Linked DNA regions of Homo sapiens: region 2 is linked to region 1. Evidence: chromatin loops called from intact Hi-C (ENCODE). Cell type or tissue: endothelial cell of umbilical vein. All regions are shown on one strand. Links, peaks and the distances in the headings refer to the core of each region. The heading gives the core; the rest is flanking DNA. Region 1 has its middle 130 kb from the start of LINC02466. Region 2 has its middle 240 kb from the start of LINC02466.

Evidence for each region. A loop is a pair of places that touch in the nucleus more often than their neighbours do. Peaks named below come from ENCODE experiments on the same cell type or tissue, not always from the same donor. Only the 100,000 strongest peaks of a DNase experiment are listed, where the experiment ranks them.
Region 2: it touches region 1 in a loop (17-fold over the local background); 49 of 110 quality-filtered maps call a loop at or near these places.

The regions. Positions count from the first base shown.
Region 1 is chr4:129,637,163-129,645,505 of GRCh38, reverse strand. No RefSeq gene overlaps it. Among named protein-coding and RNA genes, the nearest start is that of LINC02466, 130 kb to the left of the region's middle. In endothelial cell of umbilical vein, for the core only: a CTCF peak has its summit at 4,120 (motif pointing right); a DNase peak (open chromatin) is centred at 4,135.
Region 2 is chr4:129,523,545-129,531,887 of GRCh38, reverse strand. No RefSeq gene overlaps it. Among named protein-coding and RNA genes, the nearest start is that of LINC02466, 240 kb to the left of the region's middle. In endothelial cell of umbilical vein, for the core only: no CTCF peak of the experiment used is centred there; a DNase peak (open chromatin) is centred at 4,867.

The sequences.
Region 1 (8,343 bases), core at 39-8,038:
CAGGTGTCACACACCAGGTATTAAGTATGTGAGTGAGATACTGAAGAGAAGAGGCTGGGTGATGCTGGAGATGGAGGATAGAGGGAAAGCCCTTGAGGCACCCTGACTGCATGGAGTCATATTGTCTCTTTTCCACAGAATTAATTTAATTAGCCTCTCCCCAGTATTTTGTACTGTTCCTAACGTTGAATGGTCACTGATAGAAAGTTGCGTCACTGCTGCCCTTACTAGAGGAGCACTCTTCTGTTCTGTAATGGTGATTTGCCTCAGGTGAAAAATAGGATCACTCTCTGTTCCTACTGATTTCTGAAAAAGAAAATGCTTCCTCCCAACCAGCACTGCACTATTATTTTTGTTATCACTTTTCATACAGCTGCACCTTCTCTAAGGAAAACTGGGGGAAAAGTATCAAACTCTTGCCTGTGCCTAGAGGTAGAAACTGAAATCCAATTATCTAATAGATAGAAACACTTAATATTACATCTTTAAAAAGAAAAGCAGAATTAGTTTAAAAATAGAATGTCTTTGCCAGTGTTTAGTGTGTAATTTAAGTTTTACAAAGGAAATATGCAATCCCGGAAATATGAAATTTAGTAAAATATAATATTTGTATCTAAGCTTAAATTTTTGTTGTGTCAACGTATGTTTAAACTTTCACCTTCTGTTCATTCAGTTCATAAATTAACAAAATTTTTGATCAATAAACCTCATAAAATAATCTTTTATGAGTATAATCTAATTCTTGGGTTTTAGATTGCTTGTTCTTCCTTTATTCCTGAAACAAAACCATAATCTATTCCCAAGGTAAAAAAAAAAAAATACTTTTACTTCAGAAATGTTGGCTAGTAGAATAAATCGGTAAAAGGTTTATTTATTCATAAGTATAGTATTTTACCTAACAATAAATTACAAAGTTACAAAACAATAAGTTACAAAGCAAAATTCATTCACAATTCAATTAAATTCTCTTCTAAGCACTATGGAATGATAAACATTAATTTAATTATATGGAAAAAAGCTGTATGCCTACAAATTAAATTATAATAGGATTTGAATTCAAAATGGAAGACTGGTAACTATACTTCCTTCCTTCCACCAACATTTATTGAAATGATAGAAAATAATACAAATTAAATAAATTCCAGAAAAAAACTAGCAATAAGTAGGAGATGCCCTGAGCAGAGAAAAGCCTACAACTAACTTATGGAGGCTAGCAGATAAATGAGATCAGCTCAGAGAATACTCCTGATAAGACTGCAGCAAAAATAGGAACTCTTCAACTGCTGGAGTTGGCAGAATGAGAGAGGAAGAGGAGGAGGAAAAGGGGAAAGAATTTATTGGTGGAGAATGGCATTGTGAGGACTCAGATTACCAACAGGAAATATCAGTAAGGGTTCAACTGCAATAGAAATATTTGTATTGACCAGAAAGACTATAATACAGTGAGTTAAGTGTTTCTAATACCTTGGAAAGACTTGGGCAACTATATCTCTTGATTCACAGACTACCTTTTCAGTTAGTCTCTATTAACAAATAACCATACCTTCAAAATGCAAGAGTGGCATTTACTCCCAGGCTGAACTGGTAACATTTTTATGACATAAATTGGTCAGTCTGTTGAGACTAGACTTGCTTAATTCTATTCTCACGCCTAAGTTACAAATTTCAAAATTTAGATCTGAGAATAAATTTATTTTCAAAACTGGGGTATATTATTCTCACCCTCTAGCATTATCTACAAGGACTATGGCTTTTTATCAAACTTCTTACAGTAAACGATTGCTTTTTTTTATTGGCATAGTACAATAAATAAGAAGCAGAGACTGTTTTCCACAGACAACAGTAAAGATGCCACACATCTTTACTCTGAGACCATTAAAATTTCTGTTAGTGACAATGTTAGAATAGTTTGTTTTAGACTAAACTTCCTGCTAAGAGCACCTATCAAATCTAGGGAAAGTAATTTTTTTAATCTTTATAAAAACATTAAAGAGTTATTTTGTCAATAAAGATTTTTAGGACCAAGACCAAGGGGAAAAGGTCCAGACTAATGACTCCAGAATTTGATATTATTTTTTGTCTCAAGGCATTTGAAATCCCAAAACATATAGCAGAGCGGAACTTTCAGGAGACTCAAGGGGTTAGGCAAAATTTGGAATTTCGAGTTCAGCAGTATAGACAGGCTCTGAAAAGGACCCCAAGCATTTAGTTGTGACTCAAAATGGCTACACTCTAGGAGTAAAAGTAAATGAGAAATACAGCAATTGTCATGAAGATTGAAGCCCAGACAAGTTATTTGAATTCATAATTGAAGTAAAGTGATCTGAATAGTTATTGTCATACTCTACCTGCCTATTAGAAACTAAACCAAGTCCACTTAGGAGAGGTATAATACCATTCAAAGCATCCAATCCCCTTTATAGTTTTTAATATACAGTGTCTAGCATTTAATTTCTTAAAAAAACAGCTATAAAAATACAACATTTAATATAAACCAAGAGGATAAACCTATTATAGAAACAGGCCCATGACAAATCTAAGAAATCGAGTTATTAGACATGGACATTAAAATAAAATTACTGCGATCCTACTGGGATCATCTACCTTCTGCCAATAAAAGATCCTAGTAAAAGCTCAGAAATGGAAGTGTATGAAAAGTAACAGAAAAGATAATTATGTAGGTAAATCCAAATGAATATTGGTTGAATAAAGCAATGGTAATAATGTCCAGTGATGATCAAAATCTATTTTATGTCAAAATAGTTTTGTTTTGTTTTGCAATTGAAAGAAGGTTAAGGAAATTAAACTTACAGTGTTTTGTGTAGCCCTTGAAAACATTTTTCAAGATATATCCATGGTTTGTTAATATTGAAAAATCTACTAATCCAATAGGATCCAAATTTCCACTCTTTATGTATTTAGAGAGATACATTTATAGAGATATTTATAGAGATAAATAAAGAAAGTTAAATAAAAGGAAGATATATATTTTTATGTTTAAACATTAGGTAGCTATTCCAGGGTTCTTATGAAAGGGAGTATAAAACTGCATAAATGAACACAATTATTTTCTGTTTGGATTTACAATGTATTCTATAATGAATACTTTTATAAAGAATAGTGTGCTTCCCTTAAAAGCATTAAGCAAAAGCGTAGCCAAAAGAAAGTGGAAGTAACAATGTTTGACACATTGACAATGAATAAATTTATTATTTAAAATAATCTAATAATGAGAATGTGACATCGGCAAGATGGTGGAATGGGAAGCCCTACTCTCTTCCCCCACTGGAGACACTAACTCAACAACAATACAAGGACTAATTCCCTTTGTGAGGAATACAGACACCAATTAATAAGTTCTTAAACCTTGGGCAAACGCTGTATTGGGCAGAACCTTGGGAAAAAAAACCAGCTGCATTGAAGTGGGTAAAAAATATTGATGGTACTTACTTACTAAAGTCTCTCTCCCATCTCCTCAGCTTCTGGCTTCTCTCTGCGTAGGAAAAGACTAAACCATATGTCCAATATTCAGACTTTTCAGGATACTGCCCAAGGGACTGGTTTCTGTCTTGGTGAATCTAAGCTCTGACAGGAAAGGATGCCAGCTTGGAAGCAGCTGAGAACAAAGGTGACAGTTTAAAGTAGTAGATATTCATTTGCCATAATCTTTCCTCCACAGCTCAGCATGGAATGAGTGAAGAAAGCCCCAAACTCCCAGCTTCTTCCTGGGAAGGGAGTTAACATATGCATCCAATGTTCTGGCTAGTCGGAAGACTGTTTGAGGGTCTAGTTTCTGTCTCACCTAAATCAGACCAATGACAAGACCCAGCATACACTAGGTTACTGGCGGCCACTGAAAGCAAGAGAGTTGAGTGACTTGCTGCTACTTCAGGGGTCTCATGGAATAGGAAAAATAAGTTCAGAAGTCTTTCCCCACCGGGAAAAAAGAGTTGAGTGTGCATCCAGTGTTCTAGCTTTTGGAGAGATTGCTCCAGGAACTGGTTTCTGTCTCACCCAACTTAGAGCACTGACGGAACTTAGCAGATGCTAGAAGCCTAGGGATCACTGAGAACAAAAAGAGAACTGGGCAGCTTGAGGAAACTCCGAAGAATCTGCAGTACTGCAGGCAGACACCAGAGGGTGCAATAAATTAGAAGTACCTGCAAAAAGATATCAGCAAATCCTTCTAATATAGAATTTGCTCATACAAATCTAGAGAAGACATATCAACAGAAAAGGTTTAAGGGGTCGCAGAATCTCCAGCTGGGCTGACTGACGAAGGTCTTTTAATTTACAAAACCAGTCCTTAAATACTAGAAGAGGTGGTTGTTTTCTCAAATGTGTGGATCTAAGTGCAAAATAACAGGGAACCATGGCCTAATCAAAGGAAACAAGGACACATGATTTAATCACAGGAACAAAATAAATTTCCCAGAAATGACCCAAAAGAAATGGAATTATATAACTTTATCTTATAACAAATTCGTAATAACCATCATAAGCATGCTCAATGAGCTCAGGAACAAGATACATGAACAAAATGACAATATCTACAAAGAGATAATTTTTTAAAAAAAGCAATGAAGCAGTAGTTTGGAACTGAAGTATACAATAATTGAATTTAAAAATTCACTACAGGGCTTCAACAGCAGACTTGAACACACAGGTAGAATAACCAATAAAATCAAAGGCAAGTCATTTGGAATTATCCAGTCAGGAACAAAGAGAAAAAAATAATAATAAAGAGCGAAGAAAATGTAAGGAATTTATGGGACACTATCAAATGCATCAATATACACATTATTTGAATACCAAAAGATCAGGAAGAAAGATGAAGAAAGCTTTTGTTTAAAGAAACAATGGCTAAAAAGTCCCCAAATCTGAGGCAGGAAATGGACATCTAAGGTATAAGAAGACCAGAATGAAACCAAGAAAACCCATACCAAGACATGTCATAATCAAATTGTAAAAATCAAAGAAAGAATTTTGAAACTGGCAAAAAATGCAATTCATTATTTACAAAGAAGCTTTCGTAAAACTCTTAGCATATTCTCAGCAGAAACCTGGCAGTCCAGAAGCAAATAGGATGATATATTCAAACTACTTAAGAAAAAAAAATATTGCCATCCAAGAATAATATATCAAGTAAAACTGTTTTTCAAAAATTAAGAAGAAATAAAGTATTTCCCAGATAAACAAAAACTGAAGTATTTCATAAACACCAGGCCTACCTTACAAGAATGCTAAAAGGGGTCCTTCAAGTTGTAATGGAAGGACACCAGACAGCAACCCACAAGTAAACAAAAGTGTAAAGTATGCTGGTAAAGATAGATATAAAGATAAATAGAGAATGCTGTAATTCTGTAACAGTGATGCATGAAGCTTCTCTGAGTGAAGCATAAAGAAGAAAGTATGAAAAATACTAATGAACGGAATTCAGGGGCACAATAAAATGATCATATACCATCACCAAGTGGGATTTACCCATGAGATGCAAAAGTTTTTCAACATATGAAAATCAATCAATGTGATACACTGCCTTAACAAAACAAATAATAAAAAATACATGATCATCTTAATAGATGCAGAAAAAATTGCCAAATTTAACACCTTTTTAAAAACAATGAACACTTAAAGTAGGTGATATGGTTTGGCTGTGTCCCCACCCAAATCTCACCTTGAATTGTAATAATCCCCATGTGTCAAGGGTGGGGTCACGTGGAGATAACTGAATCTTGGGGGCAGTTCCCCCATACTGTTCCTTAGTAGTAAATACATCTCAGGAGACCTGATGGTTTTATAACCGGAAGTTCCCCTACACAAGCTCTCTTGTCTGTTTCCATTTAAGACATTATTTTGCTCCTCGTTTGCCTTCTGCCATGACTGTGAGGCCTCCTCAGCAATGTGAAACTGAGTCAATTAAGCCTCTTTCATTTATAAAGTACCCAGTCTTGGGTATGCATTTATTAGCAGTGTGAGAACAGACTAATACAGGAGGAATGGAAGAAAATTACTTCAACATATTATAGACCATGTTTGAAAACAGCTACCATCATATTCAACATTGAAGAACTGAAAGCTCTTCTTCTAAGAGCAGTAACAAGATAAGAATGCCCATTCTTGTTGTTTCTATTCAACATACTACTGTAAGTCCTAGCTGAAGCAATTAAGCCAAAAAAATAAAAAATAAATAAAAGAGAGAAAACAGAAAAAAGAAAATAAATGAAAGGCATCATAAAGGAAAATTAAATTATTTTTGTTTGCAAATGACATGATTGTAAACACAGAAAACATTAAACACTTTTACAGAAAAACCTATTAGAATTAATAAATAAATGCAGCAAAGTTGCATGACACTAAATCAATATACAAAAAAATTTCTATATACTAGCAATAAAAAGAATTATAAAGGAAATTAAGAAAACAATCCCATTTATGATAGCATCAAAATGAATAAAATACTTAGGATTTAACTAAGGAGACAAAAGATTAGTTCAGTAAAAACTACAAAGCACTGGCTGGGCACAGTGGCTCACGCCTGTAATCCCAGCACTTTGGGAGGCCGAGGCAGGAGTATCACAAGGTCAGGAGATCAAGACCACCCTGGCTAACACGGTGAAACCCCATCTCTACTAAAAATACAAAAATTAGCCGGGCATGGTGGCAGGCGCCTCTAGTCCCAGCTACTTGGGAGGCTGAGGCAGGAGAATGGCGTGAACCCAGGAGGCGGAGCTTGCTGTGAGCCGAGATTGTGCCACTGCCCTCCAGCCTGGGCGACAGAGCCAGACTCCGTCTCAAAAAAAAAAGAAAACTACAAAGCACTGCTGAAAGAAATTAAAGAAGACACAAATACAAAGAAATGCATGCTGTGTTTATGGATTGAAAGAATTAATATTGTTAAAATATCATACTACCTAAAGCAATCTATAGATTCAATGCAATCCCCATCAAAATCTCAATGACATTTTATTTTTGTAGAAATAGAAAAAAATACTAGAATTCTTATGAAACCACAAAGGAACCTGAATATCCAAGACAATCTCAAGAAGAAAGAATACGTCTGGACATCTCATATTTCCTTATTTCAAAACATATTCTAAGCTAGGGTAATCAAAACAGTATGGTACTGGCATAAAGATAGACATACAGACCATGGGACACAAGAGAGAAACTACCAATAATCCGGTCTACTTATACAGTCAAATGATCTTTGACAAGAGTGCCAAGACTCTACAATGGGGGAAAGAAACACAAAAAGTGTAAGAGAAACTAGATACCCACATGCAAAAGAATAATTAAACCTTTATCTTACACCATGCCCCAAAATCAACTTAAAATGTAGTAAATATTTAAATATAAGACCTAAAAATATAAAACTTCTAGAAGAAAACATAGAGGAAAAGCTTCGTAACATTGGTTCTGGACAATGATTTATTGGATATGACACCAAAAACACAAGCAATAAAAGCAAAATTAGACAAGTGAAACTACATCAAACTTAAAAACATTTGCATAGCAAATGAAACGATCAACAAAGTAAAAATGCATCCTATGAAATGGGAGAAAATACTTGCAAACCATTAAGGTGATAAGGGATCAATATCCAAAATATATACAGAAATACTACGATTCAATAGTTAAAAATAACAAATAACCTGATTTAAAATGGGCCAAAACTTGAATAGATATTTACTTAGACTTACAAATGGCCAACTGGTATAAGAAAAGGTGCTCAACATCACTAATTAACAGGGAAATGCCCATCACAAACACAATGAGACATTACCTCACACCTGTTAGGATGGCCATTATCAAAAATGTAAAAACCAGAAATGACAAATGTTGGCAAAGATGTGGAGAAATTGGAAGCTTTGTGCACTGTTAGTAGCAGTATAAAATGAGACAGCCGTTATGGAAAACAGAATGGAGGTTCCTCAAAAAATTAAAAATAAAACCACCATGTAATTCAGCCATTCAATTTCTGGGTATTTATTCAAAAGAATTGAAAACAGTATCTCAAAGAGACATATACACTCCCTTATTCATTGCAGCATTGTTCATATTAGCCAAGAGACACAAACCAGCTAAATGTTCATTGATGGATAAGGAATATGTATATACATACAGTGAAATATTATTAATCCTTTAAAAGGAAGGCTGTTCAAAAAGAAGAATATTGTCATATTCTAGAAAACAAATGAACCTTGAGGACATTATGCTAAATGAAATTAGTCACAGAAGGACAAGTACTACATGATTCCACAGACAAGTACTACATGATTCCACTTATACGAAGTATTTAAAGAATTCAAAGTCTTAGAAGCATAAAGGAGAATGGTAGTT
Region 2 (8,343 bases), core at 135-8,134, 110 kb after region 1:
CTTTCACTGAATCCTCACAACCATCTTATGAGGTATCATTATTTCCATTTTACTACTTAAGGAATAGACGTTGTGGCATGCTTATCTTGGCTAAGGCTTAAAACCTAGGTGTCCTCAGACTTTATGTAAACCTCCTTCCAGAAAACTATGTTTCTTCTCTATTTATGTGAACTCCTTTTGCTTATTTTTATTCATTTATTCACTCATTTAATTCAGCACATATTAACATTTAACATTACCCACAAAATGTGAGACACAATCCTAGGCCCAGGGAAAACAGCCTTGAACAAAACGAAGTGTCTGCCTAAAGGGAATTTAATTGCACTTAAAAACAAAACAAAACAAAAAACTTGCTTAGATATTCATTTCCTTCTCCCTGAGAACTGAGCCATTACCCAGCCATTCACCCTGAGAGCACCAGCTGGTACATGGTGTCGAGGGCTGTTGGGAAATTACTGTGTAACTCTTTACAAATTATTTTTGCTATGTTATGTTGTTTTGAAAATGTTATGATGTTAAAACAGCGAGTAAACTCTTTTAGAATTTCTCAAACTGCCTTAGAAAACTAAGTTACCGAGAGTACCACTGCTCCTTCTTTATGCAAAGTAAACTTTAATGAAGCCCTAAGCGGGAGGAATAAAAGAAATAAGCCCATCAGTTTAAATAAGTACAAATAATCAGGGTAATCTAGAGAAAAATTATAGGAACAGACATGAAAAAAAGTCTAAATTGTCAGCAACAGGAAGAAACCATGTAATTCTATTATGTAATTAACTGTCCTTGGCAATATGGTATCTGAAGAACAGTACACATACTATGAAAAAGCTTTCAGTTTTTTGCCTTGTCTGAGTCAAGTAAAAGGAAACAGAACATGTCTTCTGAATTTGGATCATAAGTCTAACTTCTACTTACAATTCTGATTGAAATCATTTATGTGCCTGCTATCCAAAATAAATAAATAAATATACAACATGTCAAGTGATGGCAAGTGTTATGAGGTTAAGGAGGGTGAAACACCAAGTGATGGAAGATTCTGTTTTTGATGAGGTGTTAATGGAAGGACTCTCAGATAAAGTGACATTTGAACAGACTTCAAGGGAAGAGTAAGCCATGTTAATGGCTGGAGAGAGTGTCCAAAATCACCCCCGCCAAAAAAAAAAAAAAAAAAAAAAGCAGACCATGCAAAAGATTTGGAGTGGGAACTGACCCAGAGTACTGGAGGAATAGAAAAGACATCAGAGTGGCTGGAGGAGAGTTTGCCAAGAGAAAAAATTAGAATGAGATTAAGTCAGAAAGAAAGGCTGTGAAAAGATTACACAGGACCTTGAAGGCCATGTTAAGGATGGATTGAGATGGGAAGCCAGGACCAGGCAAACTTTTGTAAAAGATTACACTTGCTACTGTGCAGAAGGAGGAAGCAGGTTTTTGTGGGACAAGGATGAGATCAGGAAAACCAGTTAGATTACTTTACTAGGGTGAAGGCAATGAGGAGTGGGCAGAGTTCTAGACATATTTCAAAATCAGAGCATGTAGGATTTGCATGGATGGGATGTGGGATGTGAGAGCAAGAGAGGAGTAAAGAATGACTTCAAGATGTTTAGATTGAGCAACTATCAGAATAAATTCCATTTACTGAGATGGAGAAGACTTCTGGAGGAACAGATTTTCAGAGGAAATTCAAAAATTCAGTTTTTGAGGTGTTAAATTTGCAATGTCTAATTAACATCTAAATGCAGGTGTCAAGTTGAAAATTCAATAGGAAAGTCTGGGATTCAGGATTGAGATCAGGGCTAGACATATAAAATTGGAACTCTGCTTGGAATAGATGCTTTGTAAAGCCCTATGATTGGATAAGAAAACAGAGAGAGGGAAGAGTTGAAGGCTGAACCCTAGGTCACCCCAATACTTGACGTTTGGGAAGTTGTAGTTAATCCAGCAAAAGAATGCAGAGCAGTGAGTTGTGAGGAGAACTAAGAAAGAGCCCAAAGGAAATGTTTCCAGGACAAAAAGAAATGTTGAACAACATCAATTCTCCTGAGTAGAAGCTGTATGGACCACTGAGTTTGCAAGATGTGGGTTATTACAGACATTGGTAAGAGTACTTCCTGTTGAATGAGAGACAAAATCCCATTGAAATGGATTAATGGAACATGCAGAAGTGGCAAAAACTATAGGCAGCTATTTGAGGAGTTTTTCTGTCAAGGGCAACAATAGAAATGTTATGGGGGTTGAGAGGAATCAAAGGAAGTTTTTGGTTTTAATTTTTTTTAATGAGAGATACTACAGATAAAGATTATGACTCTTTTTTTTTTTGAAACAGGGTCTTGCTCTGTTGCCCAGGCTGGAGTGCAGTGGCATGATCTCAGCTCACTGCAACCTCTGCTTCCCAGGCTTAAGAGATCCACCTGCCTCAGCCTCCCAAGTAGCTGGGACTACAGGAATGCACCACCACTCCCAGCTAATTTTTGCATTTTTTTTGTAGAGACAAGGTTTCCCTATGTTGCCCAGGCTGGTCTTGAACTCCTGAGCTCAAGCGATCCACCCACCTTGGCCTCCTAAAGTGCTGGGATTACAGGTGACTCTTAAACTTAAATCCAAAATTGTTGAAATTGATTTCAGTATTTTTTCCACATAAAACAGACCATCAATATGGGTAGGTTATCAGCCGGGGATAAGATGGCCATGACCCTTGATATCTGCCTCTATTTCAATATCCTGGAATTCATTTATTCATTCAGTTTTCACCCAAATTCTTATTGGGTATTTACAATATGGCAGGAATAGTATGAGGCACTGAAGATAAAAGGTTAAAAAGAAATACAGACAAGGGTTCTGTCCTCATCAAGCCTGTAGTCTAACATGGAAGATTGACACTAAGCAAGAGAAAAGCCAGTTATTTATTTATAAAAGGGAAGCACAGGGGTTCGTGTAGGTCTTTCCCTTGCCCAGAAGTGAGGATGGAGCTGCCAGCCAAGGAAGGCCTCCTTGCAAAGGCCTGCAGAATAAGTCTGAACTAGCCAGATAGAGGAGAAAGTGCAATGAGATCTTTCCCTGCAGCTAAGGAAAGAGCTTGTGGAAGGTCTGAAGTTAGAGAGAACTTGCAGCATTGCAGGAGCCAAAGGAAATCCAGTGTGACAGGAATAAAAAGAGTGAAGGGCCAGGAAATGAGACAGGCCTGAGAAGAGTCAAGGTCAGAGTCCTGAGGAGCTTTATTATCCACATTAAGCATTTAGGGTTTTAAGCACAGAACGATGCAAACAGATTTCTGTTTTTATATTGGCCTTCTGACAAACTTTCCCACCTATGCAAATGTTTTCTTCTCTGCTTGAAACAATCTTTCCACACCTTTCACGTAACTGATTTATTACCATCCTGAAGATCTCAGGCTTAGAAGCACTGAGAATGTATAATAAGTCCTCAATAAATAAGTTTAAGTATAAGTGATTTATTGGATATAGTCACAAAAGGAGAAGGAAAAATCAAAGATTTTGCCAAACTTTCCAGTGTGAGCACCAGGAAAGATAGGATATATTGGTGAATCAGCAAGTTTTAAGAGAAAAAGAAAAGATGTGGTAATATTTAATATATTGATTCGAAGATGCTAGGGGGTAAAAAGAGGGAGAACTAAGCTAGAGGCAATACTTCAGTCTTCACATATAAATAAAAATAGCTAGCCTTGAGGAAGGATAAGCATTCGCTGTGGAAAGTGCAGAGAGTGAGAACAAACGAATATCTGTGAAGAGAGAGGAAGAAAAGGCAGTAAAATATCTGACAACTATGGGAATAATTAGGAAGAAAACTAGGAAAATGTGGTGTTGTGGGAAGATGATGTTTCAAGTAGTAGAAAATGTTCAACAGTGGCCAATGCTATGAAACCATCAAAGTAAAGGATGAATGGGCCCACTGGATTTGGGGACACAAAAGTCTTCAATAACCATTGGTGGGAGCAGTTTGTGTGGTCAGAGGCAGATTTCTGCCAGTTGAGATGTGAGTGAATAGCAAGTGCCAATAATTCCTTGAAGGTGTCAATTCTAAGAGTTTTGTGGGAACAGTGAAAGTTCACTGGCTGGTGGATTGGGAGATGGGCTAGTTATTTTTTAAGATTAGAGATAACAGAGCATATGTAAATTCTGATTGACAGGAACCTAAGATAGACAGTAAAGATTCAGAATTCTCAGTACCACAAGGCCCTTCACAAGATGAAGAATATAGGGCCTAGGGAGCAAGTAGACACAATAGTCTTGCATAGGAAGTTCTTATCGGATGGGTTCCTATTTGTCTGTGAAATAAGTTGGTGTAAATATCTGCCAACCTCTTCACCTCTTACCTGAACTATTGCAAAAGGTTCCTAAGTCCTTCATAACCCCAGACTTGTCCCCATGCGAGTCAGTCTTCCCTGTTGAAGTCTTCCCTCTTCCACCTCCATCCTCCTTCCTCTGCATTTTGTGTTTGTCATCTGCGTCCCTAAAAATATATTGCCTTCCTCACATTGTATTATTAAGTACTCTTATTATTAATAAGCTACTGTCACTTAAAACAGTATTCTCCTTGGTACCTAGTCAGGTGGTATCTAACACATAATAGTTGCTCAATAGAGGTTTCTCGAATATATTAACTTTGAGAAACTATCATAGAGAATGTGTTTAGATAAACTGTTTAACTTGATTAATAAGTAAATAAGCCCACATTCTTATGTTTCTTTAATTCTTGTTCCAAATTATATTTGTCTTTATCCTCTAGGAACTGCTTTTGAAAGTTATACAATTATACTTTAATAAATTAGTGAGATATTTTTAAGTGTCTACTTATGCTGTGAATTATCTAGGTCAACCAAGCCTGCTTTAAGATCATCTCTCTTACCCAATGATAACACCGACATCTAGTGGTTATTAATCTGAATCTTGGTTATCTATTTCATTCTCTCAAGGGACAAAACTAGCTTAAAAATTTTGAAGTGCAACATAAGTACTGGCTTACATACTGTAGATATTGTTAGTCAAATTCAGAAAACGATAGTTACAATGGAGAGTATTTTTTAATGAATCATCTTCTGTAAAGAAACACGAAGCATGAATCTAGAATGTGAGCTGCAAAAGGTTTCTAACTGAGGGTCCAACTCAGTGGAACCCGGAGTGTTTTCTGTAGAACTCTGGTTCCACAAGGCCTTAAAAAGTATGCACAATGGAGATGCTGCCGTCAAATAAAAGAAATATCCAACTTTTCAACTCCACCCCACTCCTTTACCCCCTTTATTTAGCTGCACGGCACGTTGCACTATCTGACATACTATTTATTTCACTTATTTATTTGCTTACTGTCTGTGTTCCCCACTGGAATGTGACCTCCATATGGGCAAAGTTTTTACATTTTTTTTTCCTCCTTGAAGTATTTTCAGAACTTAGAAGAATGCTTGGCCTATAATAGAAGCTCAATGACATATGCGTGATTGAATGATATAAATTTGAGAGATATTGGGTTGAGCAAAACTGAACAAAGTATCTACTGGAGGAAGTCTCAGGGCCATTAATATGCTAATGTGCATCATGAATTTCACAGGGAGGCATGTAACCTTCCCCAAATATCCTTCCTCCCGCCCCGACTCTTCATAGGACAGGATTAATGCTCTACTGAGCACATCTTTGCAAAGGCTGGTCCATATCATGGACCTAATGCCTGCATTTACTCAAATTAAATTCTGTGGCTCCTGCCATACTCTATGGTGCTCATATCGAAATTAACACACTATGTAACACTAAATTGAAAACACAGAGAACAAATTGCACCTTTGATACTGAGTCAAATAATATATAGAGAAAACAAAACCTATGGCCCATGACTGACTATATTTAAATGATATTTATCTGAATCCCATCTCCTTCTGACCCCAGGGAGTACCAAAATAGGAGTTTGAGTTACATGTGAAATAAAAGAAAGAGATTGTCATGTGAAGAAATAAAGGTTACATAGAACAGCATGGCACAGTAATTGCTCTCATACATCAGAGAAAACACAGGCATGATACATAAGAAAGACAATCATTTCAACTGCTACTTATTTAAAGCAGCAAAAATCCTGTATGATAACCTTTAGGGATGATGCTTGCAAAAATACATAATGGAAGAATATGACCTCTAAGCATCTGAGTCCCATTTTACTTTAGCGAAGCCCTTTCTGTTTTATTCCACTCTTATTTTAGTAGCTGCATGGGGAATGTAGATGATCCTTTCTGGAAACTGATTGCATGGTTTTGTCATCACAGCATGCTTGCTATCTTTCATGGGGAGAACAGGTCGTTCGCATAACCATGCACAGTTTGTTAATCCTTAGGAAGGTTGAGAAATGCAGCATAAAACTAAGGTAGCACTATCCATTACAAGACAGAGCTTGAGTCTGCACAGAAAAGTTAAATTGCCTGTCATCTTTTCACATATTGAGCTAGTCATATAGACTTTGCATTACTATTAAAAGTGCTGTATATTTAACAGTCAATTTCTTTAAAATAGAAATAATTTTAAAAACAAAAACTTCTGAAATACGTCTGCTTTGTTGGCAGGAATTAATCACCATTAGTCCAGGTTTGACCTCGAAATCTTTCCGGGAATCCTAGAAAACAGATTGACCAAAAGAGTTCATCTCTGCCCCAGGACTCCTCTTCTATAATTAGGTGCGTGGCAACATGCTCTCATGCAGAGGAGATGCACTCCAGATTAGAATTTAGAACACCTGTGTTGAAGTCCCAGGTCAGCTACTAACTAGCTGCAGGGCCAATTCATGTAGCCTCTTTGACCTGTATCCTCATCTATAAAATGGAGATTGTAATTCTGGCCCTATCTTTCTCACAGGCTTTTGAGAAAATAGATATGACAGCATCTTTTGAAACAGTAGATACTATCCAAAGTTCTATGGTGATGAGAGGATACACATAGGAGACAGCCTGTTGTGAGAGAGAAGATTGAATTTGCTGCACTGGGATTAGGTAAGTCACCCTAAACAATAATATTGCCATTTGCCACTTCAATTAATCTATGAGCAGCCTTAATAGCAATTAGAAGGAAGCTCATATTCTACCTGGATAACCTTTTAGTATATTACATAGGCAATCAGTGCTAATTTCTTCTTTTGTCTCCAAACTGTTAACAAACCTACTAATAATATCAATATATTGATGTAAACACTATCAAATATGAAGTCATTCAATAATCTGGTTTGCAATGTTTGAACTGACAAAACTAATTCATTACCTTGGAAAAAAGGTTTTAGAAACAATCAGAGCATATTTCAAGAACAAAGCTATAGTGACTAACGTTATGTGTCAATTTGACGAAGCTAAGGAATGCCCAGGTAGCTGGTAAAACATTATTTCTGGGTGTCTGTTAGGGTGTTTCTGGAAGAGGTTATCATTTGAATCAATAGACTGAGAAATGAAGACCCAGTCTCAGAGTGTGCGTGGGCATCATACAATCCACTGAGGACCCAAATATAGTAGTGTGAAGAAATAAAGTTTACATAGAACAACATGGCACATTAATTGCTCTCTTACATCAGAGCAAACGCAGGAGAAAATAGAAGAAAAAGGTGAAGGAAGAGCAAATTTGCTCTCTCTTCTTGGGCAAGGACATCAACATTGGTGATCCTGGTCCCCAGGCCTTCAAACTCAGACTGGGACTCACACCATTGGATCCACTGCTTCTCACGCACTCAAGCTCACCCTGGAACTAGACCACTGGCTTTTCCGAACCTTCAGCTTGCAAACAACAGATCTTGGGACAGCCTCCACAATCATGTGAGCCAACCCCTCATAGTAAATATCTTCCCATATATCTATAGCTACATCTGTAACTATATGTAGATCTAGATAAATAGATCCTATTGATTCTATTTCTGTGGCGATCCCTGACTAATACAAAAGCAAAATATTCTTTTTTCCTGATCCACTCCCATTTTACTACCTAGCTCTTTAACCAGTGCCACCCTCTTCCCCACCTACTCTCCCCTTTTTATGCTTAACTTGAATAAAGGAAACATTACACTTTTTCTAGATTTCTTTGTGCATAAACCTAGGACTTTTTCTTACTCTGCCTCTGCAAGTTTTGTTAAAGGTGCCCTCATCCTCAGCATCATGCAGTATTTGTGGCTACATGCAATTGCATTCATTAGCCTCCCAAAGTCCTCTTCCTCTACCACTTTCACATTTGGATGGATCTCTGTCATTAAGGAATGTTTTCTCTGAGCAGTCTTGAACTTCAGGGCACTCTACTCTGCTGTTTGCTACTGGTAAATGTGCAGTGTATCTGCTACACATTGTCTCCTCCTCACAGAAGATGACAACTAGGCAGGACAAAA